Linked DNA regions of Homo sapiens: all the other regions are linked to region 1. Evidence: chromatin contacts called from ENCODE Hi-C or POLR2A ChIA-PET data. All regions are on one chromosome and are shown on one strand. The core of a region is the stretch at or near the end of the contact, and the rest is flanking DNA. Distances in the headings are between cores, read along the strand shown.

Region 1 (3,319 bases), core at 354-2,853:
GTACTTTCTTAAGTAGAAGAGAAAAGCATGGAGTTATTTAAAGCTAGAGCCCTGGGAATTATGTATAATCATGTTTATGCTCCTGGGAGTGTCTTCCACTTCAGCATGATGCACATGTACTGAGAAACACTGCCTTAAGGCACATCTGACTAGTCTCAGTCCTTCCTTTATTCTTAGCACTCAGCAGTGGTTCTCAACTGGTGACCATACTGCTACCATTCTAGGCCTGCCAGGAGGCATTTGGAAAATGTCTGGGAGTACTTTGGGTTGTTGTAAAGCTTTGGGAAATGAGAAATAATTTGGTACACCACTGATATTTTGTGATGGTAAATGCAATGACCAAGATGGTCTCATCCTGCCCAGTATGTCAATGGCACCATAGTTGAGAAATATTGTGTAGTCATTATTTTTTCTCAAGGCCTCTGTTGCCTGCACACCACTAATGAGTTTGTCACAATTAAGCCCAGAGAAAGAGTTTCTCTCTATTTCCTTTACCTTCTGAAAGATAAAACTTTTAGCGAGGAAATCAGTAGAGAATAAGTTCTACCTTTAGAGTAAGTCTGTAGGAGTTGTCAGGATATCTAAGGCTCTCATCATCACATTCCAATTTTACATAAGTTTCTTAATACATATAAGCTACTTCTGAATCCCATGGCTGGCCTTGTAGTCTATGGCATACCTTCACAAAGAAAATACATTTTCCCTGCTTTTATTCTCCCTCAATAACAATACTAATAATGGCTATAATTTATTGCATTCCTATCAGGTACCAGGTAAACATACAAACGATTTTTCACATAGGATCTCATAACAATTCTAGAAAGCAGCAGACCTATTGTATAAAGACACAGATTCAAGACAGATTGGCTGGGTTCAAATTCCAACTCTACTATTTACTAGCTATGTAACCTTAATCAAGTTATTTAACCTCTCTGCTCAGTTTCCTCATCTGTATAATAGATACAATTGTACTTACTTATAAAGTTGTTATGAGGATTATATTAAGCACTTAGAACAGTGTCTAATAACAGTAAATGCTGTGTTTGTTAAATACTCATTACTCCCATTTTACAATAAGAAAATCAAAATTGGAAATGTAGTATCATTTGTCTATAGCTGCTAAGTCCATAAACCAAGATTTATACCTAAGTTGTTTAAGTCCAAAACTTGTATTTCAGTCATTATGTTCTACAGTCCCTCCAAAAGCTTTTCAACAGGTGTCCAGCTTCAGGTGCAAGACTTTCCCTACAAGTGTGGACCTCTCAGGGCTACATCAAATTTAGCAGACTTGCTGTTCCAGCCATTAGTTCTACTTCTTTTTGGTGGTATCAATGGTATGTTTTATTCCTTTTATTAAAATTTCAAAGTTATTTTGTAATGAATATTATGTTATCAGAGGATCTACTTCTCAAAGAAAATCCAACTTTCACTTATTCATGTTTTAGTATAGCGTATTTTACCAAAAAGCATGTCTATATTTAATTTGTCAGGAAATTGCACTAAACTACTGAAAGAAAGCATCATGCAGTGCTATGTGGTATCTGTGGTATATTTTACATTAATGCTTGAAACTAGCTGTATTTTTAGAATGGCCTCAAGAAAACATGAGTCATACTTAAAAGCACGCCAGAAATAGAAACAAGATTCAAGACTGTACATTACGAACATCTGCAAAACAAAGTGCCAAACTGCCATGCATAACCTAATATAAACATAGCACAGTACACGAGAGAAATCCCCAACTTCAATGTTTTCAGGCACAAAATGCTACCTTCCAGGAGTCCACATAATAATAAACCGATGTCAAAATAATCCCAAAGAGCTTGATCCTATATTCTAAGATTCCTTTTCTATGTAAAGATAAAAACATGTAGTTCATACTGGCCTAAATCCCTGATTCAATTCCTAACCAATATTTGTTTTCAAAAAATATGTACTATTTTTTGCCCAGCCATATTCAAAGGCTTTAAAGTAATTTTATCATAGTTATCTAAATTATAATTTTCTCCCTTCATGAACTCAAATTTTCATACATATAAAAGTTAAAATTAAAATTCTAGAAAATTAAGCATAGGTCAGATTCTATTATAATAAATCCTTCAAAACTGTTGATGTTTTCTTAGTATCCCAAAAAGCAGCATAATATAATGGAGGAAAAAAAAAAGTCTTTGAAGCCAGACAGACCTACTGTGATTTTTCATCCTGTCTTTTATCCATGTCCTTAGACAAGCATTTTGACTCTTTCAGGTCTGTTTCCTTATTTTCTTTTTTAAATTTTTTAAATTATACTTTAAGTTCTGAGATACATGTGCAGAACACGCAGATTTGTAGTTTCCTTATTTTCAAAATAAAGATAATAATACTTATTGAGTATGGTTTGTGAGGATTATAGGTAAAGCACCATGCCCAGTCCCTCAGCCAATGAGAACCAGGTACGGGAGAATTATTCAAGTCTCATCCTCACCTGCAAACTCCTATCTCTGCTGTGTACCCTGGACACCAGGCTGTATAGTGTGGATTTGGTGGATATGAATAGGCTCCTGAGTTTACACTCAAATTACCTGCTGGGCCTAGAGGCAAATCTGAAGAATAAGGGAGAAAGGAACCCAGTACTTACTACATCCTCACTGGTAAAGCCTATGTTAGAGTACTTTCACTTGACATTTCATTACCATTTCATCACCCCACAAAATAGCTCAGAAAGAATCTACATCTAGGCCCATAACATGCCCCTGAATTTGATTTTTCTACCACATCACAACACAAGATTTCAAAGGAAGCATGACTAACCTCCTCACTGCAACTACGTGCTCATCTGCTAAACTTTCCCCTATTTACCATGTAACATTCTGTAGTTAGATATAATGGACATGAAGGGTGAAAATATTTAGCACCAAAGTCCTCATTATTTACAACACGAACTAACTGAACTAAAAAATTAATTTATTCACACAGCTATATTTATTAAGGACCTACTATATGCTCAGCACCAAGAATACAAAGATGAATAAAATAAGGTTCTTTGAAGACATCAAAAGAAAAATACATATATAAAACATCAGCTTACGTAGCTTATATAAAGCCAATCATTTATAAAGTGGGCTGATGTTTCTATGATCCAATATAGCTGTTATCAAAACTAAATCTACAGCACTGGCCAGCACAGTGCTCAGCACAGAGAAGATATTCAGCTTTTCTTAAAATTGGAAAAATTCATCAATATGTATGAAATAATTATACATATCCATATTCAATGACTAAGTGTCATGTTGTTCACTTTTTGTGTAAGGGTACAAAAATAAGAGTATACATGTATATT
Region 2 (3,319 bases), core at 216-2,715, 930 kb before region 1:
CTTGAAAAACGAGAGTAAGAAAACATAACCAGAATCAAGGGATGTTTGCTGATACAGAAGTTTCTCTGTAAAAGATTAGGTTCCAGAAGGCTATTTCAAAACCCATTTGTTCATAAATGCAAAATGACATTGTGCCAATGGCCAGTGTGAATACGTCTAGGTAAATTTAAGTTTCACTTTCTTTTCCACTGCTGTCATGTACCTTTTCGTACCAGCACTTCCACACTGCTACTGTGCTTTAACAGTTGTCTTTCAGAAATCTAAAAAATCAGGATAAGCAACCAACATACCCACACCTTATACATACTAACAACTAACAGTAATAAATCAAAACTGAAATGGCTCCCCACAATCACTAAGCCACTTATTGCAGCAGAAAAAGACACTTTTGCTCTGGCATGTAGCTTTTGCTTATTTCTATAGAGAAGTCCACAAACTGAAAATGTGTAAGCAAAGAAAAGCATTTTACTGGCTCAATCATGTCTTTGATTCTCTGTCATCTTTCCTGCTCCTCTTCCTCTCCCCTGTGTACTTATATACTCTTCTGCATCAAGGTGATTCTTGAGAATACATTTTCTGATACCTGATCCAGAGGGAGCACCTGTAGATATCAAAGATTCTTATAATCTTTGATTACAAAGCCCAGGTATCTTACAATTTTTTCAGTAACAGACAAGACTGAAGATCTAAATCAATGATTCCATTTTTAATTAGTAAATTGGGGTGGTCAAGTTCTCACGGTCTACAAGCAAAACAGAACTAAAACTAGAATTCTTGTTTCCTAAATCAGGACTCTCTCTAAAACTGTAATATACAGCTGGGCCTCTAAAATCCACCAAAGTCCTTTCTGCTATAACAGTTTATAACACAGATTAAGTAAACGCATATGTAAAAAATTTTTAAAATCTCCATCTCTAGGTTCAGCTTCTGAGCTCCAAATCCAGTCACTAAACTATAAGACAAGTCTACATCAGTGCCCCTTGAAGTCAGTGTGTAAAAAACATGTCCAAAACTAAATGCATCATCTAATTCCTCAAATACGGTCTTAGATGGAAAAAAAATATGGGCACTCGGATTAGAAAAAAGGCTTCTGTTCTAACCTAACAAATTGAAAGGTCCTCAGTAAATTTAAAACTTGTTTAAATTTACCCATCCTTAATTATCTATTATAGTCAGGAAGCACTCTGCTGTATTAATAGTTCTCAAACATGTTTTTTTCAAAGTGTCAGTCTTTATAAAGTAACAAGGAAAAACATAAGTGAAACTACTTCTTCATCACACAGACATAAGCGGTCAACTTATTTGCACAGTTTTCAGAGGGCATCCAGGCAGACATCTACCAGATAATAAAAAAATCTTAGGCTGGCTCAGATGTCTCTTAATTGGGTGAGGACCATATTCTTATTCTCCAAGGAGACATGCCACAGGAATACTTAGCAACAAGGTTCCTAACCTGTCATCCCCAAAATAAGCTTTGGAGTTAAAGTAAAATAGTAACACAAAGCAGTTCAGAGAACAGGCTCTGGAGTCAGACCGATTGGGTGCCAATCTTCTGCAGTGTGACAGAAGACTGGACAAGTTACTTGCTTGGTGTCTCAGTCCCCTCTTTCCATAAAATAGGTGTCAGTCTCAAGTCTCTTCCTTCTGTAAAACGGGTAAAGTAATACCAAAACCTAGAGCTGTTGTGTAGATGCAAAAATGCATGTGCAGAATACTTGGCACATAACATGCACTGAATTAACATTAGCTTCTTTAGCGCTGTAAGTATATGCAAGAAATATGTAACAGGTGCATGCTAGGTAACTAATAATTCCTTAAGGGTCATTTCTGTACTCCCTGGAAGTCTCTATTACCATAGCTATTTGCTAGACTCCAGAAAAAGAACATTATAGCCCATTGTCAACAAAACTGTAATTCTATTCCAGTGCTTCAAGGTTTGGCGTCTTTTTAACAAATCCTGCTGCTTCAAGGCGAGGACTTCACTCTGGCAAGCTTCCCTAACACAGAGTCCCATTATGCCTCATTCCAAACAAAATGACTTCACTGATGGTAAACACAAAACCCTCAGCCACACTACTAGCTACTACAACCACTTCAAATGGCTACTTGTTTAATTTATTATAGAAGATTTCAGGTACTAAAAAAAATATGATAGTCAAAATTGATCACTGATTGAATGTAAATTTAAGATTCCTTCAGAAAGGTTTTTAGACACAAGGATATTAAACCCACGAATTCATAAATATATTTTTAGAAAATCATTGCTCTTTTTTTTTTTTTTTTTTGAGTGGGAGTCTCACTGTCGCCCAGGCTGGAGTGCAGTGGCGCCATCTCGGCTCATTGCAAGCTCCGCCTCCCGGGTTCACGCCATTCTCCTGCCTCAGCCTCCTGAGTAGCTGGGACTACAGGCGCCCGCCACCACGCCCGGCTAATTTTTTGTATTTTTTAGTAGAGACGGGCTTTCACCGTGTTAGCCAGGATGGTCTCGATCTCCTGACCTTGTGATCCACCCGCCTCGGCCTCCCAAAATGCTGGGATTACAGGCGTGAGCCACAGCACCCGGCCGAAAATCACTGCTCTCCTTTTAAGTTACTATGGTACCAACTGTTTATGGTGAAAATTAATAAATAGTCCGGTGCCGTGGCTCACGCCTGTATCCCAGCACTTTGGGAGGCCGAGGCGGGTAGATTACCTGAGGTCAGGAGTTCGAGACCAGCCTGACCAACATGGTGAAACCCCGTCCCTACCAAAAACACAAAAAAAAAATTAGCTGGGCATGGTGGTGAGTGCCTGTAATCCCAGCTACTTGGGAGACTGAGGCAGGAGAATTGCTTGAACCCAGGAGGCAGAAGCTGTGGTAAGCCGAGGCACGCCACTATACTCTAGCCTGGGCAACAGAGCAAGACTCTGTCTCAAAAAAAAAAAAAAAAAAAAGAAAGAAAATTAATAAAGAGAATCAATCAAACAAAAAGGTTTTAGATCAGACAATTCTGGGATAAAGAAGGTGAAATATACCAGCTTAAAGCAATGACGTGGTTGAATGACTTCTCTAATGAAGTATGTAATTCAGACTGTGTCTGTTTATGTACATATGGCATGTTTGTAGGTTGGCAGTATCTAAAAAACTGGAATGCTACAGTAACTCTAGACACCAAGTAACTGAACAGAAAGAACTTTCACAAGATGTGGTAACCTAATAAAAGGGCTCTTTTCAGTATATACAGATAGTCATGGTAAGAAATGCAATATTCGGAAAAACCATTGAAAAAATATAACAGAAATGAAAGAAAACAGAGTAAGAAAGTGAGAGAAAAGAAGT
Region 3 (3,319 bases), core at 542-3,041, 900 kb before region 1:
CGTGGAGAGGGAAATACTTAATAAATTGTTCTGGTCTTTTCTTGGTTCTCTTCTTTTTACCCCCCCTTCTCCCTTCTCCTTGAAACTCCACTTCAGTCTCTATCACGTAAGAAAATACATAAACAATATCTATACTACTTTAACTGTACCAGCTTCTTAAATTTAAGAAACCAAATTCCTCTACTTCTCTTTAATAAATAAGATCTTAATTATGCCGCTTATTTGTGTGCCTCTTGATTTTTCTCTTATGGATCACCACCTTAAAAAAGTTAAAAAAAAAAATAGAAAAGTCTTCATTAGATTTTTCACACAGACCAGACTAGAAGTAAATACAGCTTTTGCTTACTCAAAGGCTGACTAAACCAGCAATATGCAAACAAAGATGATAGCAAATGGCTCAGCTGAATTGGTAAAATGTCCGCTGTGTCTTTCTTGTAAGACCGCAAAATTGAGATCTGTTAATATCAACAATCCTTACAAAAGAGTAAGAAATAATAACTGATTGCCTTTGTCTCTTCCCTTTAATCTGACAGGCCTTCAAGCACTTAGTAAGTGCATAGCAAATTCTCAAAGAACTAGCTAAATATCATTTTGGTCAACAAGAAATGATTTGGCAAGTTTTATATCCAAAAACTTTATTTTTTGGAATCACTGCATATTCCAATTTTATCTTCATAAATATGTTTCAGAAATAAAATACTACTGCACTCATCTTTACAGAGCACCTAGAACTTTAAGGCACAGTAGGATGTATACTTGCCAGCCAAAATCTCATAACTACAATGACAAGTACTTCAGGAAAAGACTGAGCAATCTTTTCATTTACAGAAGGTTTTTAATTCAAGGCAGGCAAATTTTAAGAACAGTAATACAAAAGGAAGGCCAATACTCATCACTTTTTCTTTTTACACAAAATTGAAATAACTACGTTTCCTTAGAAGACAGCTTTACTTCTAAGGTTGTTACTCAGAACAAGTTTTCAGTGTGAATTATAAAACTTCATTTTTTTCTAATAGTAAATGAATCATTCTAGTCTTTCTTCCTCTATTTAATATTCACTTTTACTTGTTATCTAAATAATCTAATATTCATTTTTACTTATTATCTAAATAACAATTCATTTAAATTTCCATTGGGTTTCCAAAATGAAACATTTAATATAATTTCATTAACTTTAAAAAACAGAGAGGGAGAAAAAAATAAATAAATAACAGTCAATGAGCAACACCTATGGCTGAGTTGTCCCAAAACTTCACCCTTAGCTAAAATGCCAAAACAAAGCCACTGCCCCTGGATATTTAACATCTATATCACACAGGAATAATACGGTTTACTTAACTGTAACTTCAACTACCCCAAAAAATACAATTAGGTTTTTTAAATTAAAATTTGACCTTAGTTTGCTTTGTGGTACTTAAAAACAAATAAACAAACAAAAAACCTCTTTTATTCTTAAATTACATAGAAAAAAAATCACAAAGACATACAAAATGCTTTAGCAAGAAGATCTAAAACTTTCCAGAATTTCAGTGCTTTGTTTCCCCCTAGCAATTAAGTTCAATCAGGCATGTGACTGACCACACACATTTTATCAGAGGGTTAAAGAACACATTCAGCCATGTTCTTCAACAGGTAAGAACCACCCTCTGTTTATCAGCTCAAGAAAAAGCCAGAAGCAAACATACAAAATTGTAACAAGTTACCTTCAAGTATTCTTTCTCTATCGTCTTTTGAGCTTGAAAATAAAAAGCAATCCGACAAGTTTTAGCTGTTAAAATGGCTCCTGTAGATTGGGGAAGTGGTGTCTGTGCTTCAGCTTATGAGTCATACATGAAACCAAGTGTTTCTAAGGGAGGCACGCCCATGTTGCTGTGGACCCAATTATTCTGCTAGGTCAAACATGCAAATCTGCAGGTAAAAACGGTATAGGAAAGTGGGGATGAAGAGGCAAGGAGCAAGATCTACCTTGATTAGACCATTACTAAGCTCATATTAATTGCCATAATTTAAAACTAACAATAAAATAGAGTAAGAACCTACAAGGGAGCAAAATTAAAAACTATATATTGTTTTAAAATATAAAAATCTCAATTTTTAAAAGTTGCTTTACTATATCAAATAAAACTGTGAAAGGAAAAAAGTATGAAAGGGGATGGAAGGGAGATAGCAAACTCTGTGGCTCTTAATGTAACAATGGACTGGTGAGTGTAATCTGGCTACTCATTAACCCTCATATGAAAGAGATATATTGCTATGTAGTCTGGAAAGGCTAGCAAACTACAAAGCCAGATGCAGATCTGTAAGTTCACTAAACAGATAAAATCCACTAGAAAATTCAAAGTTCAGTGGAAAAATAAGTGTGAATTAAACTGGTTTACAGAATTTTTAAAAACCCACACTCCAATGTTAGGAATTTAAAGTCCAACAAAGCAAAATGATTTTAAATAAACTGCAAGCTTGATAAAACCCTTTTAAAAAAGTATTGGTACGATCATAGTTCATAACTCTACTACTTCCAAATGATAGCTACAGTTTGACTTACCTTTCAAGCAAAATTTTCTACATGTATTTCAAGCCTCTTGTGCCAGGCACCCTGCTACAGCTCCACTGCAATTGTGGCAAGGCCAACCTAAGGGGACAACTGTGGCCAGTGAAGCTCTGCCTTCCAAGTCAGAATACATCTGACAAAGTGCCCAAGCCACTGAAATATTACTACACCTACTTATTCTGGCCTCTGGGTGAATACTTATTAATTTATTCTAAGAGCTTAAATTAATCAAAATGGCTTGAAAGCACTAAGTACTTCCAAAGCGCTTGAAATGATAAATGCAACTCAATAGATAGCCTTCGTCCTGGTATCTTACAAAAAGTAAATAGGATTTAGCAAGGTTTTCTCCCTTTAGTTAATTAGTTGGGAGTTTATTCTGGCTTACCAGAGGCATAGTTGAGAGCACAAGCTGTCACTGACTTAGGAACTTTACAAAATGCTGCAAAACAGCAATGATTGTGAACCAACTTTCTGCCTGCTGTCTATTTATTCCTTACACTGAAGATTGCTTGGTTTATCCTTTTACTGAAAAATAATCTCCATGGTTTTACAAACTGTTAATTAAAAATTTATTAAAAAGAAATATAGACCATGTTTTCTCCTGTCAAATGTCATATTTAGCTTACTTTAGTTCACTTACACAAAATGACTATTCAGAGCCCATGCACCAAGAAACAAGGTCCGCTGAGCAGTCACGGGAGATTCACTTGTTCCCTGGAAAGTTCCCCCCAGGTAATTTTCCATATCTGAAATTTATTTTAGATAACATGA

Evidence for each region. Hi-C counts contacts between places; a loop is a spot of excess contacts on that map. ChIA-PET counts read pairs that join two places held with the same protein, here RNA polymerase II (POLR2A). Pooled maps may share reads with other maps.
Region 2: a loop to region 1 is called in a map with no recorded cell type, with 5 times the contacts of the local background. The contact joins two enhancer-like sites. A Hi-C loop is called at or near these places in 2 of 37 single-sample maps with no recorded cell type and 8 of 50 pooled maps.
Region 3: a loop to region 1 is called in a map of naive thymus-derived CD4-positive, alpha-beta T cell, with 6 times the contacts of the local background. The contact joins the promoter of ELF1 here to the enhancer-like site in region 1. A Hi-C loop is called at or near these places in 1 of 168 maps with a recorded cell type or tissue (naive thymus-derived CD4-positive, alpha-beta T cell) and 6 of 50 pooled maps. POLR2A ChIA-PET finds 5 or more read pairs at or near these places in 1 of 52 experiments (GM12878).

Annotation. Positions count from the first base shown.
Region 1 is chr13:41,915,153-41,918,471 of GRCh38, forward strand. All of the region lies in intron 2 of VWA8 (von Willebrand factor A domain containing 8), which reads right to left. Among named protein-coding and RNA genes, the nearest start is that of VWA8, 44 kb to the right of the region's middle. RefSeq lists enhancers at 1,544-1,623, 2,733-2,852. Within about 2 kb of position 1,604, at least 6 of the 41 ENCODE cell types and tissues checked have a DNase peak (open chromatin) inside an H3K27ac peak, as active enhancers do; they include GM12878, where a contact is called at or near this core.
Region 2 is chr13:40,984,671-40,987,989 of GRCh38, forward strand. The region is part of intron 1 of ELF1 (E74 like ETS transcription factor 1); the gene reads right to left. Among named protein-coding and RNA genes, the nearest start is that of ELF1, 33 kb to the right of the region's middle. RefSeq lists an enhancer at 212-491. Within about 2 kb of position 1,466, at least 4 of the 41 ENCODE cell types and tissues checked have a DNase peak (open chromatin) inside an H3K27ac peak, as active enhancers do.
Region 3 is chr13:41,017,525-41,020,843 of GRCh38, forward strand. It overlaps ELF1 (E74 like ETS transcription factor 1), which reads right to left and starts at 1,792. Exons shown (of 9, transcript NM_172373.4): 1 at 1,704-1,792. RefSeq lists an enhancer at 1,677-1,786.